Regions from separate parts of the Mus musculus genome. Here region 2 is linked to region 1. A link is a loop called in an ENCODE intact Hi-C map of the cell type or tissue named here. Cell type or tissue: left cerebral cortex. All regions are shown on one strand. Links, peaks and the distances in the headings refer to the core of each region. The heading gives the core; the rest is flanking DNA. Region 1 has its middle 89 kb from the start of Gm40255. Region 2 has its middle 22 kb from the start of Gm40255.

Evidence for each region. A loop is a pair of places that touch in the nucleus more often than their neighbours do. Peaks named below come from ENCODE experiments on the same cell type or tissue, not always from the same donor. Only the 100,000 strongest peaks of a DNase experiment are listed, where the experiment ranks them.
Region 2: a loop joins it to region 1, with 8 times the contacts of the local background. A loop is called at or near these places in 3 of 42 quality-filtered maps.

What each region holds. Positions count from the first base shown.
Region 1 is chr4:127,702,437-127,713,309 of GRCm38, reverse strand. No RefSeq gene overlaps it. Among named protein-coding and RNA genes, the nearest start is that of Gm40255, 89 kb to the right of the region's middle. In left cerebral cortex, for the core only: a CTCF peak has its summit at 2,339; DNase peaks (open chromatin) are centred at 2,350 and 4,940; H3K27ac peaks cover 2,391 bases.
Region 2 is chr4:127,635,278-127,646,150 of GRCm38, reverse strand. No RefSeq gene overlaps it. Among named protein-coding and RNA genes, the nearest start is that of Gm40255, 22 kb to the right of the region's middle. In left cerebral cortex, for the core only: no CTCF peak of the experiment used is centred there; DNase peaks (open chromatin) are centred at 5,213, 5,792, 6,204, 8,745 and 1 more place; H3K27ac peaks cover 2,675 bases.

The sequences.
Region 1 (10,873 bases), core at 1,225-9,224:
CACACACACACACACACACACACACACACAAAACCATCAGATGCTGCCGAGGGGGAGCCAGCGTCTAAACACTGCTGCAGAGTTTCTCTCCTTCAAGAAAGCTGGCATTGATTTGAAAGGTGAGGCAGGTACCTGGTTTCTAAGGAAATGGTTATCACAAGTCCATCTTTCAACCCCACTGTAAAGGAAGTGGTAGAGGGTCTTTTCTGGTCATTCCCAGAGAACACAGGCCATGTCTGCTTGGGTCAATGCCCAGTAGCATCCCTACTCCTGTCTGTTCAGGTGGTTGGGTGCCCATGGCAGAATTGGTCCCCTTATCTAGATAAAGAAGACATGTTAATTGGTTAGAGTTCACTGTTAGAGCTGCTTTGGCCCAGCCCCCATGAATGTGTATGGAATCAGGGCAGCTTCATGCATAGACAGAGGGAGGGGAGGGAGCAAGCCCAGGGCATCTGATGAGTCAGTGAGGGATGTTAAGGCAGAAGTGGCATGGCAGACCACTGTAAAGGGCTCCGTTCATAACGCTTAGGCTTCTCATCACAAATCAAGAAGAAAATAGGCAAGAGAAGCTGGGATGTCCTGTAACTCTGACACTGTAGAGATGGGAGGATCTTAGGCTAGAGAGCATCTTGGGTTACAGGGTGAGACTCTACAGAAAGACAATGGGTAAAGAGGAGAGAGGGGGAGGGAGGAGAAGGAAAATACACAGAAGAGAGAACTGGGCTGGAAAACAAGGAGGGGGATTGCTTGGTGGGCAGCTAGTTTTCATTCACCTCAAGCTATAGAAGAGCCCTTAATGAGACCCTTGGAGAGTTATGGGCGGGCTCTTTTATTTGCAGGAACACTTACACTGAACACGTGCACGTGCATGCGCACACGCATACGCATGCGCACATGATGGAATCCCAAGAGAGAAGCATGTCTATCAGTCTGAGAAGACAAAGTAAAAGAACAAGATAGCTGAGATGGGATAGCGCTGCGTGAATCAGTCAGACCTGGAAAGAAGTTCTTCCCTGCCAGGAGCATGCGCTATCCTGTAGCCATCCACACTTTGCATGCATCCAGGAGCATGCGCTATCCTGTAGCCATCCACACTTTGCATGGGACCCCCTAGACATGGGCAGAGGAACCCCGATGAGTTGCTGCTGTGTGCCTGAGGCAAGCATGGAGAGCCCCGAGCTTGTGTGAGGCTGGCTGGACCAAGGTAACCAGATGTCACTTTCCCCCAAGATATTCACACCTCCACGGGTCAAGCTCTGAAAAGGTCAGAGGCCCCATAAGTCCCCACTTCTGCTTCAAAGGGAGAGAAGCTGGAGTCCGAAGTGAGATTAAAGACCCCGGCTCTCTCCCCAGAAAAGGATCCCCTTTGTGGGAAGTAAAACAGGTTGAGAAGTGTTATTATCTAGGATGGGGACATTTTAATTACTGAGTGGAGACTGCATTTGTGGTTTAAAGTGACCAGAACTCCTTTTTTATTACCTAAAAGCCAGGAGAAAATTATGGGACCTGCCCAAGACAGAGATTTCATCCCCAGGCAAGGGAAAATGCTCTGCACTGTATAAATTTTAAAGGGAGAAAGAGAGGCAAATGAAATCTGTGCTTCGGGTGATAGTCACTCAAGAGGCAGTTTTGTGTCCTTTAATGAAGCTCACAGAAGGGGGTCCAACCAGGCTCACGTGAGGGGTCTTAGAGGAACTTCCTCCCACATGGGGAGTCTGAGTTGCAGCAGAGTCTGTGGAGCTCCTCACATCACAATAGACATTTAAGAAGGAACAGGTTCAGGGGGCAACCTCCAGGGTCAACCCCAAGATCAGGAAAGAGTGTGTATGTGGGGGGTGGGTAAGGACACAGCAGGCAGCAGCAATCCTAGACAAATGTCATGCAGCTGAGCAGGGTGCACTAGCAGAAGCAATTTAAAGGCCACTCTGAACCTGCCTAGGAAGCCATAATTTCCCGTCTCCCCCGAGGGCCTCATCTCTATACCAGGTTAATGCAGTTATTATTTACCATCTGCCCTGATTTTCTTGCCTTCTGCCCTGTAGCACTTGTGACCCAGGAAACAAGGTTACAAAACTGCTTCTGTAGCCAGGAGCTGGAGAACACTGGACCAGGACCCTCATTGCATCTTGTTCTAAGTAAAACGGTCACCAACAGGCACTCAACCCCCTTCTCTCCTCCATGAGGACCCTCAAGGTCCTGCTATGATGCTCCCACACAGATCTTCCTCTTCATCTTTTAACCTTGGCCAGTAACAGGGCAGAAAGCCCACTAAACAAGGGGGATGAGCCCGCTCACAGATGAAGCAATGCAGGGGCCTCTGGAGCCTGCCCCTTCTGGCAAGCGTATGCTAATTGCATTCTGGCTTCTTGCAAATTACAGCTATTCCTTAGGTTTTAAAAAAAAATGACATTTCATGTTGATTGCTGGGCTTATTTTTCTCCCACATTGGGAAAAAGGCGGGGCTGGTGATGCTGCAGTTTGGCACTGACATCATAGGGGGAGTGAGGTACTGCTGCCAGGGTTCGAGGACTTTGGAGACTATTGTGTTTTTTGGTTTTTGGGTTTTTTTGTTTGTTTGTTTGTTTTTTTAATTTCATCTCAAACAATTAGATGAATCTAATTTCCCAATTCACACAGAACCTCCTTGTGGTTTTGAAAAATTTCTAACCGTTATAACTTCCTAGGTTCCTCTGGCTAGACGAACTACCCTGGGGAGTTTGTTCAGCTGCCAATTCGTGCAGCTCAAGACGGCCAGTTGTAGTTGTGATTGTGTGGGGCCCTCATCTCATCTGAGGTCCTGAGGCCTTAAAGCAGAAGTCCCATCATATATACTACACTGCCTTCAGGTCCCATGCGCTCAAGTTATGGCCCAGGGAGCATGTCAGTATGTGAGAGATCTAGCCTTAAACTCTTCCAGTGCTGTCCTTAGCTGTGTTTTGCTTTCTCTGCTCCTCTCCCATGACGTCACTTCTTCGGGGCTCATGCACTATGTTCTTGTGTCTTATAAAGCTCTCTGTTTGATTTTCAAGTCTGATCAATAGCGGTAGATTTTTTTTTTTTTGATGTAAACAAAAGTCCTTGGGGGTCCTCAGGAATTTCAAGACACCCAGGCATTTGCTTGCAGCCCTTTAAACCAGGCTTTCTTTCAAAGTCCTGCCCTCTGTTGTGACATGCACCATCTCACTCAGTCCCTGAGAATAAGCCCTCCTCCAGTTAGGCCTGAGCTGCACACTGTGTGCAGCCAGCCACCCTGCCTTCCATCGCCTCCTGTGAACCACTCTTTTCCTGGCTCAGTCTGAAGCGCTCTTAAATTTGGCAAAACAGCTGGATGGGATTACGTCATTCAGGGGCAAGGAGTCATCACCTTAAGATCACCCCTAAGTCCTGCTGGCACCCAGTTTAGAGAAGTGGGTGTGTTTGTTCTGGCCCATGTTACAGGAGTCAAAGGAGAGAGTCTGGAGTTAGACGACAAGGCAACTCCAATCCAGCGGCCTGTACTCTTTGGTTAGAGCATCCTGGCCGTGGAGCTTCTAGATAGTTCTTTTTAAAATGTGACCCCTCCCTCTCTCCATGCCTTTGTCCCCCATCTCATCTAGTTTCATCCCATCCCCCCTCTTCTTTTCTTTCTTCTCTCTCTCTCCTCTGCTGTCTTTGTCCTTCCTTCCTTTTCTCCCTCCAAGCTTTAAAGATGCTCCTAGATGGATCTCTGTCATTATTCCCCTGGAAAGAGCGGTGGGTGGATTTCAATAAATGTAAATAATAATTTAAAAAACTGGACCTGTGACCCTTGGCCAGAAACAAGTGGTGGCCCTGTCAGTACTGCTGCAGTCCCTGGGACTCTGGGAGGACTGTGACACTGACATGGCTTTCTGTCTCTAACTCTCAAGGAAAACAAAATGCTCTCCAGTCTTCTCTGTCCCCATAACTTTCCCAACTGGTCCAATATTGCCTGTCCCTCAGAAGGGCTTTCCCACAATGCTGTAGGCCTTTTCACACTTCAATCCATCCCTTTAAATTAGGATCTGAGGCAAAGAGAGCAAGTGCCATTCAGGTGACTTTCCAGCCACTGTGAAGGCAGAGGCACAACACAAGCTAAAGCCAGAAGAGGAAACGTCAGACTGCACCAGAAGCCACAGCTCACTGTGGGCTCGGTCACCACTCGTGTTCCAACCCATATCCCATGGTTCCTTTCAGGGCTGAGGACTGGCAGTGGCTGATACAGGAGAGCAGGGGTAAGGGACTAGTCAGGCTGCTAACTGGGGTGCTGATCTGCAGCTCAGATCACAAGTCACACACATCTGAACAACAGCGACCCCTCTTACAGGTGTTGAGTGTATGGCGACAGATGTGGGAATAAGGATGAAATAGAAGAAGAAATAGCTACACTGTTTCAGCAAACACTGAAGAGAGTTCTGTCCCGTACAGTCATGGTTAAGGACTTCAGCTGTGGAGTTAGATGGACCCAGGTTTCCAAACTAGCCCAGGTATTTACCAACACATCAGACTCAGCTTTAAGATATGCACATCACAAAGGATAACAGTGTCTACGTGGAGAGTTTATAAGGCTTGTGTAAGTTAATAAATTCCAAGTCCCTAGAAGAGTGATTGTAATATAGAGGGCAGCAGACAAGGCAGTTGCTGTCAGTAGTGGATCAGAGAGGAACTGAAGCAACCCAGGCATGGTGACTGAAGTAGGGTAGGAAGGAGGGAATTGTACTTCTGTGCTCCTCTGAGCCCCCAGGGGCTCATTCCTCAGATGCAACAGACCGCAGGTCCCCCTCATCCCACTCACCCAAGAGGATGTGGCTCCAAATACACTTCTCAGGCAGAAATGCAGATGCCTGGTGAGTATTTGGGGATAGTGGTTGGAGGTGAGAGGTGGGTGGTAGGTAGCTGAGCCAGGCAGCAAGTGGCTGAGTCTGTGTTTGGGCATCTGTCATCACTGGTCATCTTAGGATGGAAGCACACACCAGGCCCAGGGACTCAAGGGCAGCCTTCGCCAAACAGAGAACATTCCAGTTAGATGTGAGAAGATAAGTGGGCGTTTTGTGAGATTCTGTAGGGAACCAGTCACATAAATGTCATTTCTACCACACTGCTTGAAATAGCTCACATAACTTTCTAGAACACTGCTTCATGCATTTAAAAGTTGAGTTTCATTATTGTGTTGCTAGAATCTAGCCTGCTAAGAAAACCACAGACGAGTGAACAGTGAGATGTGCTGGACACAGTCCCATTGGTGAGGATACCTGGAGGCTGGCTCTATAAACTTCCCCCCAGACTCTATCAAAAATGAACCCCCAGACACCCATCTGGTTACAGTTGACACATAACTGCTAGCTCATTTAACCCTCAAAAACACCCTCTGAAGTGTGTATAAGTATCCCCATGTTACACACAAGGCAATGATGGTCTTCAATGTATCTGCCTAAAGAATATAAAAACCCTGCTCCGGGCCTCTGGATAGAGTTGTAAAGAATGAGACACACCTCTTCAGCCAGGCTACTCTCAACCTTCAAGGCTGAGATGCAGCAAGTGAAGTTTAGTGCTACCGTGGACATATACAAAGGGATGCAAAAGGCTCTACTTGGGGGTGGGGGGCATCTTAAGATCTCAGAATTTCTTCTACCTGGAAGACAGACCAAGATCCCTAAAGATGGTCATGTGTTGCTTAACCAGGTTGCCACCTGATTGCTTAGTCAAGCCACGGTCCGTGGCTGTTCGGGTACTCAATTGGTGTGATTTAAGTTTAGGATCAGTTGACTGATAAGAAGCAAATTACCCAAGAATCCGGCTATGCCATGGCGCTGTGACTGGTTGAAAGGCCTTAGGGACAGAGCTGAGACTTCTCTGAGAAGAGCAAGAGCCCATTTATGAGCAATAGCTTCACAGAGCTGAGAGCTCTGGCCTAGCCTTCCCGACTGTTCAGGCTGAGGGCTTTGGTCATGCCTTGCCAACCACACCATTATGTCAGCCAGTCCCTGCCAGGAAATCTACTCCTGTTTCTGCTTTCCCTGGCAAATGCTGATGGGTGCACCCTTGTTCCTGGCATCAACTCTGACTTGAAACCTTTTAATATTCCCACTGGGCCCTTGTTCTGAGCCCTCTCCCTTTCATCTTGCTAGAGGGTCTGATGTTGGTCATTCTCAGTCCCAGACTTCCTGGCCATGATTATGGGTAAAAGTCTAGGGGCCATTAGAGAAAACAGAAACCCTGCAGTTTGCTGGAACTCAAGAATCATGTCTTATGCTGGTGATTACAGGGCTGGCTGTTTCCCCTTCCTCCCTGCCTGGATTCTAGAAAAGAGACATGCCTTGCCTTATGGTGAACCAAAATCAGCTTTAATGGGGCTTTCTAGTTATGTCAACGGCACAGAAAATGCTACCATTTGGATAGAAAATGTCCTCTATGGGCTCTTGCGTTTGAACACGTGTGTTCTCTGGCTGTTGGCACTATTTTGGGAGATTGTAGAATCTTTGAAACCAAAAGCATGACTTGTGGAGGGGAGTCAAGGTCCAGGCATTGGGTTGTAAACTAGCCCTGCTTCCAATCCATCCTCTGCTTCCTGATCCATAGGCACAGTGTGAACAAGCCTCCACCCCAAGCTCGGTCAAAAGCCAGCAGCATGCCTTCCCCACTATGGTGGACTGAAATTTCTGAGACTATGAGCCAAAATAAATCCCACCTTAAGCTGCTTTCTTTTTTTCAGTTTTAGTCCCCCCTTAGCAACAGCAATGACAATAAAACTAATATAATACAAGTGGCTTGGACCTGAGGTCAAAGTGAAATGTCTGACTCAGAGTCCTGTGAATTGAAGGCAAACAGGCTCATAATAGCAACACATAGCGTTCAGTTTCCGGCTCCACTTTGTCCTAGAATGGCGAGTAGATTTTCTTAAGGAAAAGTACTACAGTGGTGACATAATGGCCAGGACAAAGAAGAGAAGAGCCTGGGTCTCTGAGGCAGGCGGTATCCACGTGATAGATTCTAGAGTGAGAGAGAGGCTGGCACAGGTGTGCATCCCTGCTCCACTAGAATGTGCCCAGTGCATGTCAAGGTCATGGATAAGATGGTGCAGTCCCCAAAGGCAGCACGCACAGGGCTTGTACGGAAGATGGAAGCTAAGCATGTTTATTCTGATGCTTATCCACCAGGAGTAGAGCAGAGGTCCACTCTTATCTGTGCAAACAGGAGAGATGTGGATTGAGGCTGTCCCTAGACCTGGACACTGTGTGACAACACCTCTGCTGCTGCTCATTACTCCAACATGGTGCCTGCCTTAGGGTTTCTGTTGCTGGGATGAAACCCCATGACCAAAAGAAACATAGAGAGGAGGAAAGGGTTGTTTCACTCCCATATCCCAGGTCACAGTCCACTGATGGAGGCAAAGGCAGGAATTCAAGGCAAGAACCTGGAGGCAGGAACTGAGGAGGCAGAGGCCATGGAGGAGTGCTGCTTACTGGCTTACTCAGTCTGCTGTCTGTTACACCCAAGGAGCACCTGCCCAAGGGTGGCACTGCCCATACCAATGGCCTGGGCCCTCTTACATCAATCATTAATCAAGAAGATGCCCTATAGACTTGCACTACAGACAAATGAAAGCATTTTCTCAACTACAGTTCCTTCTTCTCAGATAGCTCTTGTTGTGTCAAGGTCACAGAAAAACAAACAAATAAACAAACAAACAAACCACACTAAGATGGCGTCCATGACTTAACTTGACAATGGCATTTGGGGCTGTTCCCTTCCCTACTCAGCTTCTTCCTTTTATGTTGATTAGGGAATTATCTAGAGATCTGCCTGTGAGAAGTCAGGCACACAACTCTTCAGAGACTTGTGCCCTCAGAAACCAGTCTTGTCTTGGTCTCTCTCGGTTCTACAGGGACCTGTGGAGTACAGTTGTAATAGGGGCCCTGGAAAAGACCTGACATACTCAGGAGCTCCCGAGCTCTAGGCTTCTGTGACACTGTTCATCTATGTCATCTTCAAAGCCCAGTAGAAAACAAGATTTTACTCACCCTAGGAGTTCCAAACCACACCCCAATTTCAACAGCAGGTCTTTAAAATCTTTCAAATAAAAGCGAGCAGCGGGTATCTTGGAGTTATAAAAAAAAGCATCATCAGGGGAAATGAAGACAATGGAGTCTGAGGCCAGCTGACTGAAGGCCTCTGCTTAGGAAGCTGAGTGAGTGCCCAATATAGCTCTCCCCGAACCCTCCTGGGTATTTCCCTTTTAAGCCTGCCTAGCACTGTGGTGCTCAAAGCTGCCTATTGCTTTGCACATTGCTGGAAGACAGTCTCCAAGTTGCCAAGCAAGGCTCGAGAGAAGAGACCACCCCAGCCTCTCTACCACCCAGCACCCTGGGCTCCAACTCTGCCGATGTCCCCAGGGTTTCCATGTAGCCTCAGCGTCTGGAAGATCTTTTTCCTTCTCTGTCTCATTGCCCACATCTTCTGCAAATGGCACCCCAAGTTTCTCCTTCTTGGGAACATTCTTTGTCACTCCTAAGTGTGTTCTCCAGATTTTCTGTTTTCTCCACGGGTCGGGGGCACAGTGGGATTGGTTTCCAGGGTTGTTGACTTAGAGACCATGCAATTAGTTCTGATGTATGACTTGTGAGTCATGTGTAGCAGTCCTGGGCCAGGTCGTCTGCCAGCTCCTGTGAGGCCCTCTAGAATCATCTTTCCCTCTGGCATGGAAACCAGCAATAGTCCAGATGGCAGCTGCTCTTTTACCTGATCCCAGTGTAATTTGTTACCACCACAGACATCCCTAGTCCATACTGCTTGGTATGGACTTTCTGACCAAAATGGCTGTGCTTGCCTTCTCTGGACTCATGTCACTCTTGGCTTTTGTCCCATCGTGCATGGAGTATGTGTATGTCTATCTGTACGTCCAAACTTCAGCCTGATCATGGAGCTTTGAATCTGAATATTCAGCTTGGGGTCAGCTTCAGTGTAGTAGCAGACATCAACACACAACCCTTGTGCTATTACCTGCCGGGGTTTTCTCCTCCTCCCTGCTGCGAGGTGTGGAAATGACCTAGACAGCTTCCCGTTCCTCTGGCCTGCTTTCCCTTGCTGCTCAGGTTCCCAGAATTGATCTCACTTCTCCCGTTTTCAGTTCAATGAGGGGGTCAAGGAGTCAAACTTGTTCTGGTTCATATCTTCTCATTACCTCTAAAAATCCCAAGAGTCTGACTCCTGCCTGGACAGTCATTTTAGGTGAGAGGCAGAACTACTTGGACCACCAGGAACCGTACATCAGGATTAGTAGGCACCGGAGGCTCCTGGAGTAGCACAGACTTCCTACGCATCCTTTCAGAAAGGGATGGAGGAATAGGAGTTCTGGAGCCCTGTTCCTCTAACACTTAATGTCCTAGCCTCATGAAGTATACACACACACACATACACGAGAGAGAGAGAGAGAGAGAGAGAGAGAGAGAGAGAGAGAGAGAGAGAGAGAGAGAGAGAGAGAGAGAGAGATTGAGAGAGAGATTGAATATGAGTTATGGACCTGGTCCTCTCTCTGGCTTTATGTTGTCTTAGGCCTCCATGTAGCATCTGTATTCTGGCTCCTGAACCATTTCCTTCCTCTCTCCTGAGACAGGTCTTTTTTTCAGACCTCTTTGCCTGATGCTCCACTACACCTGGCACCCCAAGGTAGTGCATACCCACCCAACCTCTTCAGAGTGGCAGCAGCCATGGACAGAGGGAGAGAGAGAGTCCCACCAGGTTGCCAGGATGTGTGATTTAGAAATCTTCTAGGGCCAATCCCCCTTCACTGGTTGTTTCCCTGGATGGGTCGAATTCATCACTCTGTCCTTGTTCAGAGGCTGTTATGTCTTCTAAATGCGTCCAGTCTTCTCCATGAGAAAGCCGCAAAAGAGATGTCAAACTGATCCCCTTAGACACCCCAAAGTCTTGCGAAAAATGATAGGAAGAAGAATCGTATGTGTACACACATTAATACACACACATATGTACATGCATACATACATACATACATACATATATACATAGTGTTTCTGTGTTTGTGAATATTTATTGTCCTGTTTCTGTTTTGGTGGAAATACACTTTCATTTAAAACAGGACATCTGGAACAATGTAACATCTAGATATCTTGGGGATGGTAGTTAATATTTTACTACATACACACATATACATATCTGTGTGTGTGTGTGTGTGTGTGTGTGTGTGTGTGTGCGCGCGCACACACATATGTATATTAGGAATTCTTTGGTAGAGAAAAAGAAGATCCACTCAAGTGAAATAAAGACAGGAAGGTGTGGAGTAGGAGGCTCCATTGCAGCGCAGTGCTGAGAGTAGAGACCGCTGACTGCCCTACCCTAGCCCTCTTTGTCCTTTCTGAACCTTCCCAGAGACAGCTCATTTGGTTGTTAAAACATGGGGAATGCCACGTGGTCAGGTGTTGTCTACAGTGACAAAGGGGAGGCAGTCAGAGTGTCATATCACCAATCTCACCATCTATGTCTACAAAGAGCTTTCCCTTGGGTTCACAGAGCTTGGTGATGGGAAGAATGAAGAGAGACAAACTCCCAGGGAACATTCTTACTACATGAGAAACGCTGCCTTCATACATGTCGAGAACATGCTTGCTACATGAAAAACACCAGTTACATACATGGTGAGAACATGCTTGCTACATGAGAAACACCGAATTCATACATGGTGAGTGAATTATAAAACCATTAACACCCAGTCAGTGCAACCTGAAGGCAAGTTAGAGCTTTGGGTAAGGTGAGCCTTATAGGTGACCCTTAGGGGAAACTAAGCCCAAAAGAGACTCTGATGTAGGATGTGTCCATGATCACCTGCCAGTTCCCTTGACACTCAAGGGTGTTGGTGAGT
Region 2 (10,873 bases), core at 1,880-9,879, 68 kb after region 1:
GAGAGCTGGTCTGTGTTGAAGAACAGACACAGGGCAACTGAGGCCTATCATGACTTCCGAACAAGCAGCTGAAAGACTCAGATGCAGATATTTACACCCAACCAATGGACAGAAGCTGTGGAGCCCTGTGGTTGAATTATGGGAAAGCTGAGTTTCCAGTACGTGACACCGGAGGACACATCCAAACCATACCAGGGGAGTAGTTCAGAGTCAGGCACTAACATGGTGATTCATAAAGTTCTGAGAAGCTCTGAGAAACTGATTCAGCCACTGCCTCCAAATCAGTCAGGCCCAGAGCCTGGAGACCCAACATGACTTAGGCTCAAGGAGATGGTCTTCTGACAGCCAGACTCAGGAAGGCTCTAGACGGACTGACACTGGGATAGACAACCTTGGGAGCTCTTGAATGAGCAGAGAGGAAACATTGCAAGGCTCACTATCCCTCCCCAAACACCATGAAGCTCAAGATATCTCAAGACACCCCAAAAGTGTGCATTGCTGTGCATTCCCAACTCAGATGTTCTACGCCTGACGCTGCATCCTGCTACTGTCCTTCTGCTTTCATTAAGTGTGAGGAAATGAGGGCAAGGTGACAAATACTGATTAACCAGTGCCGCAGCAAGGGGACAGACGTCATCTTCTTCTCTCTCTCTGTCCCTCCCACCCTTTCTCTCACCCTTTTGGCTCTCTTTTTTACTGAAGATGCACTGCTCTTTGTCCTAACCTATGGAACGGTGGGTTAATTGGCTTATAGAGCTGCTGAATATGGAACAGAGCCCTAATGGAGATTTAATCAAAGGAGACAGTTATGTCGAGTGAGGTGTAAAAGCCATTGAAGATGAATGGAGATGGGTACAGTTCTCTCCCTAGAGTTATTCACAGCCATTTTAATAAAGTGCAAGTTTAACTATCGGATGGATTGTGTGACCAAGTGTCATTTGGCTATAGGGCACAAGAGGCCAGGCAAAGGAAGCAGAACTTGGAATGGCCCCCAGAGAAGGCAGAGCCTCTAGCTGCCTCGGGTTTACTGCTCTGGGCAAAGCCTACCTGTCATTGATGTGACTCATGTCAAGCATTGATTCCTGTGCCCTCTATGGCTAGTGGCCCATGACCTCAGGGGTCAGAGAAGAATATTAGTTCATGGCTGTTATAGGAGATCTGGTAACTCAGCGTTCCCCAGAAATGGTCCACTTGAGTCTCAGCATCCTTCCTTGTCAGAGCCTTTGTTCACTCTTCAGGGTCAGTTTTAAGGGCCACTCTGGGAAGACCTCTCTTTCCTCTACAGACATTGTACACCACACATAAAAGCAATATATCATGATTGTGTTTCTGGTAGATGTTATGGTTTGAGTGTGGGCTTTCCCACTACAGGCTCCTGTGTGTGAACTTGGGCTCCACTAGGGGTGCTGTTTGGGAAGGCTATGGGACATTAGGAGGCAGAGCCACCATATTGGAGGAAGTGCATGACTGGAGTAAGGTTTTGAGGTTTTATAGCCTAGTCTCTCTCTCTCTCTCCCTCCCTCCCTCCCTCCTCCCTCCCTCCCCTCCCTCTCTCTCCTTCCTGTGTACATACAGCATGTGAGAACTCCTGCTTCTATTGCCAAGGCTCCCCATGATAGCCCGTGATAGACGATATTCTATCTGAAACTGCAAACCAAAATTAATCCCTTCTTCCTTAACTTGTTTTCTCTCAGGATATTCTATCACAGCAACCTAAAAGTAACTAATAAAGTAGATGTCTGCCATAATGCTAGACCAAGACCTCCCCAAAGCGCATGTACACACACACACACACACACACACACACACACACACACACACACGTTTGAGTGTGTGTGTGTGTGTGTGTGTATCTTATCAGTGAGACCACTCTAGACAAGCCATGGTGTAATTTCATCTTTACTCAGTGCTATGGCACAGTCATCTCTTCTCAGACCTGCATGTTTCTTGACAGCAGGCCCCTCAACAGCTGTGTTGTCGCACTCTGTGTGCTGTAACACATGCTACTGAGCAAACTCCTGCCTTTTTCCTCACAGAAGCATCATTGAAAGGACTATTCTACCACATACATGTTTTGGAAAATTTGTCCAATTAACTCCCCCATACACTCCTGGAAGGAAAATTGTTGAGGTCAAAGTCTTGATACAATATTTTCGAGCTGCATTCCAAAAACCTAACACTGCGTGCTCACACACACCCCCACAGATCTGTCTGGGGGTATCTTCTTCACTGCAGACTTTCTAGGCATTGTCAATCAATGATGGGAAAAACTTGACATCTCATTCTTATTATATTTGACAATTTAATAGTCCAAGAAAGTCTCCTAAGGAGATGGAGTAACTACACATCCCCCAAGGCTATGAGAACCTCAAGAGCCCATGCTCTTGGGGAAATGACACAGGCCAAGAGTGCCTCTCCAAGAAGAGATTAGCAGTCACACAGTCTGGTTTACTCAATACCCTTGGGGGGGTTCTAGATGGCCATACTTCCTGTCATCCAATGCTTGTCTCAAGCCATAGATGTAAGAAGGAGTTCTAAACAATTTTGAGTATTAACAGGAACAATACTTAGTCCAGAGAGGCATGTATAAGATATAGGCTTCTAAAACAGACACATAGGTCCCTCAAAATATGGTATGACTTACAGACTCTACATCCCAGGACAACTTCAGAACCCAGGAACTAGACAGAGTTCTGGCCATGAGGCTGCAGCCTGGTGACTCCTTGGGTACCAGTAGTCCCATGTTCCTGTGCACTGGGAACTCTGAATGTAAGAGCAACAGGTGAAGTGTGGGGTCAACTGACAGGGGACAAGGACTGATGACAGCCTTCCAGGCTGAGCTCTCACTGCTTAAAGGACGAGGCACTTCTGGGCCTACTGAGCAAGAACTCACTTGTTTCTGAAAACATAGATACCATTTCTTTCGACATAAGTCCTTTTCTGGCGTTAGGGTGGGAGTGAGTGTGTTCATTTCTACTTAAAAAATGATTTTGACTGATGGTTTTCCTACATCTGCTGGTCCCACATCTTGGTCCCATGCTCCCTGTTATCAACAACCCAAGAAGCTTTGGTGATTTCCAAAGAAGATGCCTGACTTGCAGTGAAATAGTATTTGGTCCCCAAGGGGTCAAGCCCATGCCAAGCTGACGTTTGAGGCTACATACAGCTGGTGACTAACTCTAAAACCACACCCACGAACCAAATCGAATGGGACCAGCGCGGCCTTTACATTTAAGAGGTGAGTGTAATTTGAGAAGCAAGAAACAGCAGACCAGGGGCTAAACAAATAAAGACACAAGAAGTAAAAGCAGTTGTTAGTGGGTATCAACAGGTTAAGAACTTTGCCATCTACATAACTAGAATGTCCAGGGCACCTCATTAAATGTCCTATGGAGTGTTAGTTTACTGTTCTGTGTCTTATAACTTCAGCAAAATCCCAGAGGCTGGGTAACTTTGTGGGTTTTGAGTTCTGGCTCTGCCACCAAGACACTGTGTCCCAGAGCACGCTACGTGATCTTCTCTGAGGTCAGCTCCATCATCCTCAAAGTGCAGAGAATACTCACCCTGCCACTAGGAGTGAGACCGAAGTCACTTGGTTTCTTTGGGGTAGTTAGCAAAGTCCCAAGACCCTTGCCTAAAATCATGTAGCATTTGTAAATAATACACCTCCTCCGGATAACTAGCTAATCACCGCAAATGCTACTTAAGCTTTACAACACTGTGTTGTTTAGGGAATGGCAGTGGGGGTGGTGGGGGGAGTGTCTGTGCATGCTTGATACGGATACAATGTTTTGACAGGAAAGGAAACAGTTTATTCCGGGAAGACACAGAGCAACCTGGAGGCATGCTGCGCTTCTCTCATGGCGTGACTCCAAGATGCAAGGTTTTGAAAAATATTTTTCACCTGTCTCCGGTTGACTCTGTAGATACACAACACCAGCAGATATCGAGGGGTGACTGTGCTTGTAGCCTCGTGAAGACGAATGAGCTGGAGCCCTATGCATGGTCACTAGTGATTGCTGTCGGCTTCAGCCCTCACCTGGCCAGGTGCTGTGAGCCACTAGGGTAAGGAGGAGAAAGCAGCAGGCAGCTGGGAGAGGTCCATTGTTAATGTTGCTGGAAAAGGGCTTTCTCCGTTCACCTGTGCTAATAACTGTGTTCGCTGTCGATGGTTGACTTATTGGGATGAAAATAACATTCACGTTTGCACACCATAGTGCTGAGACTTGCTGAGTACCTACTATGTGCCTGGCCCTGCATAGTCCTGGGCCTCACATGGAGATTGCCATAACAACCAGTTGCTATGCAGAAACCAGAGCTTGGAGATCACTCCCTGGACCAAAGTCACTTAGCTCACAAACTGAAAACCTCAGCTCTCCACCCATGCCAGCTGACTTCACACTTTTATTTCAGGTAATCACTGGAGAATAAAGGTCCTAGATAAAGACTCAATCTATTCTCGGACATTAAGGACTCGTAGCTGTCTATTCTTTGTTCCTAAGCCTTTCCTCTGCTTTGTAAGCAGTCCTGCATCCTGCTCTCTCGCAGCATACTGAGCCATTTCCCTGCTCCCCTCCAGGGCTCAAGCAAACAGGACTTAGTCCAGCTTCAGTTCAGCATGCTTCCAGGATTAGCTCTTCCTCCCTCAAGCTGCAGCCACCACCACAAGAACAGCAGGCTGCAGCGCTTCTCCTTTAGCGAGGGTCCAGAATAATACCTGGTTGGTTGCTAGAGCTATGCCAAGCCCAGCAGAACCCCCAGAGAGCCAAGGACGGTGACCATGGCCCAGCAACCCTCACATGAGATGAGCAGAGGGTAAATGCTGCTATAAGGCATGGGGTTTGACAGCATCCGGAAGAAGATGTGGCCACAGGAAACGCTGCTTAATGCAGACATGGTCTCGAGGGTGGGGGGACGGACTAGGTAACCTCTACTGTGGTGGACTGTACAGGGGGGCATGACTCAAGCCCACCACTTTAGAAAGCAGTAGCACATTTGGTCGTAAAGTAGAGCTGGGGCATTTTTGTTCGTAATTAGTGATCTAAATATATTCTCTAAACTGAAATCAAAATAACGATGGCCCAGAGAAGTCTGGGGTGGGGGCGGGGGGAGCAGGGCCATGGTATGCTGAGTTTCTTGTTCCTGGTGGGTGGCTGTAGCAGATGCAGAGAGCAAGCCCAGTGGAACACATTTCTCCCCAGGGAAGAACAGCCTGTGGGCTGGGCTCTCTTTTCCTGTGGGTGGGAGAAGCCACCTGTGCACACACAGCTCTTTGGATCTATTTTTTTGGTTGCCACGTCGTCTCAACCCCTCTACATGACAGGTTCAGTATGAAAGCGCCCCTCCTCTTACAGGGAGCAAGCAGAGACCCCAAAGTCGGGTTGGAACCCCTTTTACTGAGGCAAAGCTCCAGCAAAGGAAACCTGGGGTTTACAAGCTGACGGCTAGCCACAGGGAAGGCTCAACTCAGCTTCACAGAGGCCTCTGTGTGGACCAGGAGACGGGGTGGCTCTTTGTGAGCAGTACCGTGCGCAAAAGTACAGTAGAGTCTTTGCTGGGTGGCAGTGACAGTGCCAGTGAAGGTGACTGTGCCCAGTTCTGTGCCCAGGCCTGCCCCTGAGCGCTAGATAATGTTTCCTGTCACTATAGTCCACGCTTCCAGTGACACATGGCTCAGGCCTTTGCACCAGGCTCCTGAGGTCTTTGTGAGGCCAAGAGAGGAAGGGAATGCTGGGGCCACTTCATTAGACTTCTCCTATTGGTCTTTGGCCAGCTGAGATCTGGGGAAAGGCTGCAACCGGCTGAGAAGTTTCCATGACAACGGCAGGCAGCACAGCTCTAGAGGCAAGGGGGTTGGGGAAATGGGAGAGGCCATGAAGGAGGGGGAATACTGGTGATAGGGGAGTTGAGATGGGAGGAGGGAAAGGGAAGGAAAAGAGGGAGGGGGGGAAACAGAATGAACAAGAGAGTCAGAGGAAGGGAGGGGGCAGAAGAGGGGACAAGGAAGTCAGGAAGTTGAGGAATGGAGGATAATGGGGAAAAGGCAAGAGGGATGCCTGAGGAGAGGTGTATGGAGAGGAAGGAAGGATCAAGAAGAAGAAATGGGGAACAGGAAAGTCATTGCTCATAATCCCAATCTCACAGTCCAGGAACATGAGGAGTGCCTGTATCCTTGAACGCTGTGACTTGCCCACATCCAATGGCTGACCAGGTCTGGAACACACAGACCTGGCTTCGGAAGGCCAGTGCTCCAGTCACTCATGTCCTGCTGGCCACTGTGTGTGGAACAGCAAGGAGTGTCCAGAACAAGTTATAGAATCGGAGAAATTCTATGTGCTTCTGGCTCCAGGGGCCTGGGCAATCTGTTTCTTGGAGGACTGAGGACTGAAGGTAGGGCCTTGAATTTGCTAGGTAAGCACTCCAGTACTGTGCAACACCCACAGCCCTTCTGATACTTTGTATTTTGAGACAGGGTCTAACCTTATACTCACTTAATAGCTCAGGCTAGCCCAGAACTTTCAATCCTCCTGCCTCAGTCACCTAGGGGTGTGTGTGTGTGTGTGTGTGTGTGTGTGTGTGTGTGTATGTGTGTGTGTGCAAATAGACAGGGGGTGGGAGGACGGCCTCAGATGTCATTCGTCCAGAGTTACTACCTTGTTTTTCAAGACAAGAGTCTCTCAATGGTTTGGAGCTTGCCAAATAGTCTAGACCTGCTGAGCATGGAGCCCCCAGATCCACCTGTCTCTGCCTCCCCAGTGCCAGGATTATTGGCACAGACTACCACTCTGGCTTCTCTACATGGATTCTGAGGCTGGAACCCATACTATAAGGCAAGCACTTTACCGAATGGCCAGTCATCCACGTACAGTCAGAGAAATTTCTTAACCACCCAAACTTCAGTTTTCTGGTCTTGAGAAACAAGGAAACAAACATGATGGTTGTTTCACATAATTGTGAAAATAACTAAAATAATACAGTCCCAGTTTGGGAAGATGCTGGTGGGTTTCTCTGGGTTCAAAGCCTGCTTGGTCTGCACAGTGAGTTCCAAGACAGCCAGAACTACATAGAGACTCCATCACAAACAAACAAACAACCACAAAACAAAACAAAACAAAACAAAACAAAAAAACCCCAAAACCAAAAAAACTTGGAGAGCCTCAGGGTGAGACATTGTAAGCAATTTATAAATGAATATTATTTTGTATGTGTTACCATTAGCCCTGTCAAAAGCATTGTGTGAGACTCCATTTCCTCATATATAAAATGAGACAATCCCCTGCCTCAGACAGCTTTTGAAGTGCATTATTGTACATGCTTACTAACTGTTAGCCAGCAATGTGATGTTTTTAATAATAATACTTTATGGGGTGCCTGGTACTTTTTCAAAACACATTCTATAACGTCCCTTCATTTAACTCCAGGATAGTCATCAATAGCGGCTATCAGAAGTCCCTTCCCACTGACCCTACATGCAGTTCCCATCTCAGCACCCATGACCCCATCAAATTCCAGATTGTTCCAGAAACAACCCTTCCACATAGGCATCACCCCCACTTTATGATTGAGAAGTCACAGGCACTGAGGGTAAAGAAATTTGCCTTAGAGCTCGGACTTGCAGGGAGAGTGACCGGGACAGGGGACAAGCAACTTGTCACAACTCATCACACCGGTGATTTCACCTCCAACCACAATTCCTTTTTCCCTTAAATCTAAATTAATTTATACTTTCACAGATACATAAAAAAATTAAAAGTACATTTGCTAGAGTGTTATGCACAATGCTTGGTGTCTGTGCTGTGTCCGTCGAGGGAGGCAGGAAGCAGCCCTGGCTCCTTGGGGTGCCTCACTCACTTGTGATAATGCCCTGGATGTACATAAGCCACTAAGGTGCTAGGCGGGCTTCCTGAAGTGGTGTGGAGCCCAGAACTGTGTGAACACACCAGAAAAAAAATCACAGAGTGAGTGAGTGACCGGTCACTTCTGGACATGGAACTACAACTATCTACAGGAGCTGACGTAGCTGGCTTAGCTGGTTTTCTCTTTTTTGTTTTTCATGGGAAGGTGAACTGCAGATATTGCAACAACAATGTCCCCTGCTCTCTCTCTCTCTCTCTCTCTCTCTCTCTCTCTCTCTCTCTCTCTCTCTCTCTCTTTCTGTCTGTCTCTCTCTCCCTCCCTCCGTGTGTGTGTATGTGTGTGCGTGTGCGTGTGTGTGTGTGTGTGTGTGTGTGTGCGTGTGTGTGTGTGGTATATGTGTGGTGTGTGTAGCATGCTGTAGTGTGTGTGAGTGTGTGTGTCATAGTGTGTATGTATGGTATGTGGTGTACTGTGGTATGGTGTTTGTATATGTGTGGTACATTGTGTGGGAGCTTGCTGTGGTGTATGTGTGTGTGTGTGTGTGTGTGTGTGTGTGTGTGTCTACCTGTCTGTCTGTCTTGGGGGAGATTTGAGGGAGAGAGTAAAGACAAGCATGGCAAAGAGAAATAGGATGGAGAACAGAAGTTAAGAGAAACATGAGCCACAGAGAGAAGATGCTGAAGGCAGGAGAAGGAAAAAAAAAACAATGCCCAGGGACAAGAGAGAGGGAGAGAAAAAACTGGGAGATGCTGAGAAGGAGTGGCAGGCAGATAAACAGCCTGTGACAGAAAAGCTTCTAAGAGAGATGGGCAGGGAAGCAGAGACACACAGAGGCAGGAAGACAGACAGCAAAGAGAGCAAACAGCGAGACGTGGAGATAAAAATATAGGCTCGGTGCCTGCAAAAACCAGGACCAAAATCAGCCACCCCGCTGCTCCCCTTCGGAGGGAGGGCTGAATCCGGCTCTACGTTCCACAAAGGCTGTGCTCGGGCAACGCTGGTTGTGCTAAAAGAGTTTTAAATCGTAGCTACAATTTGGCAGCACATGAGTTCTAGGCATCACCTCATTGGAAAGAATGTAAGGAACATCATTCGTTCCCAGCTTCTAAAGAAGTGAGTGTTCACAGTGAAACAAATGGCTCCTGTTGCCACGGGGATGCTTATACCACGAGGGGCCTGATGCTGCGATGGCCTCATTAGCGGTGCATTTACATTTGCTCAAAAGGCCTCCTCTGTCCCTCCTGAGGGCAGGGTCCAGATTGGGCTGAGCCCAGAAGCTCTAGTGAAAGAGAAAGTCTTGGTTGAGCTACATGCTATTCAGTCACATCCCATGCAAACGTAGGTCAATGCCTTTCTCCAGGTAGTCACACCGAGGCAGTCTTCCCCGTGTCCTATAAATGTGCCCACGTGGGGCTGAGAGGTGCAGTTCCCTAGTGTATATGGAGGGCTGGGACCCAAGGCCAGCCTGTCTTCTCCTCTGCAGTCCTTCGCTCAGTGTTAAGAACAAGCGTGTTCTGGCGTCACTCAACATGCTCTTAACTTTCCAGTTATGCTGGAGAGGATGCAGATGTGGAAGATGGAGGGTGTGGGGCCAACAGATACAACTTGAGCGGGTTGATGTGTGTGTGTGTGTGTCTGCTTTCCACTTGACACAGTCACATAGAAAAAAGGAACATCACCTGAGGCATTGCCTCCATCAGATCGGCTTGTCCATAAGTCTGATGAAGTGTTTTTTTTACATTAGTGGATGATGTGGGAGGGCTCAGCCTACAGTGGGCAGTGCCACCTTTGGCCATTGGATTGTATAAGAAATCAGGCTGAGCAAGGTATAGAAAGCAAACCAGTAAGTAGCAGGCCTCCATGGCCTTTATAGTACCCGGTAGCTTCCCTTCATGATATACTGTAACCTATAAGATGAAATAAACCCTCTTCTCCCATGGTTGCTTTTGGTGATGGTGTTCATCACAGCAACAGAAAAAAAATGAGGACATAACTTTGATAGGAGTCACCTGTGGTGTCCCCCATGCCCGGAAGCTCCTCTGCACATACCTCCTTAGGCAGCTTCTGACTCCCTCTACCGTTCTGCCCCAAGATGCTCTTAGGACAAAGGAGAGGGAGTGAATGCCTGTGAGGTGGGTCTCCAAGAGGGAGTCCCAACTGCAAGGCACAGGTGAAGACCAATAAACAACCTTGCAAGATCACCTCTCTTTCTGGAAAGTTCTGAAGACGTTTCTACAGTTTCTCAAAGAGTCTGGAACAGGACAGAGCCTTACTTACCCCAGTCGGTGGCAACTGGCTCACCTCACACCTTCTCCTTCTTCCTTGGAATCCACAACCAAGCAAATGTTTGTAGCTAAGTCCTATTTTCAGGAGACCCCTAACGGGATGCAGCCTCGCTTGTGCTGGTTCAGCTGGCATAACTGCCCTGAAGAGGGGACTTTTTCCCTCCCAATCAGAACCCATCATCAAACAGTCAATCTGCACCAAAGAGTGGCTTCTGGGAGCCTACCTATGCTGCTCATAATGGAAGAAGGAATCTATTTTCCAGCTGCAAAGAAAAATGCTAAACCAATAACCCTGCAAATAAACACAAAGCTGTTACTTCAGCAAATTCTACGGAGGGAAAGTAAGTAGGATTTGGAGAATATAAAATAGATCTGTTTGCCCTGACTAAGTGGGTCAGGAGCACCTTCTCCACGTAAGTGACACTTCGGCTGAGAGTGGGAGTAGACTTTAACCAGAGAACATGAGGGGGGAAAAACTTGGAGCAGTGAGAACACCATGAGTCGCAGTGGCATTGAGGCAAGCCAAAGCAGCGTCACAGCCAGGCTAAATCGTTGGAAGATGTTTGACTTCAGCTCTGTCTAGCTCCACGTTGCCAGCTCTCTGAGTTATGCTCAACATCTGGAGTGCAGATGAGTGCATAGGAATAGGAGGAGACTTCTTAATCCCATTATTTATAGTAAAGAGAGATGAACCGCAAGGTTCTTTAAATAGAAAACTCCCGTAAGGTATT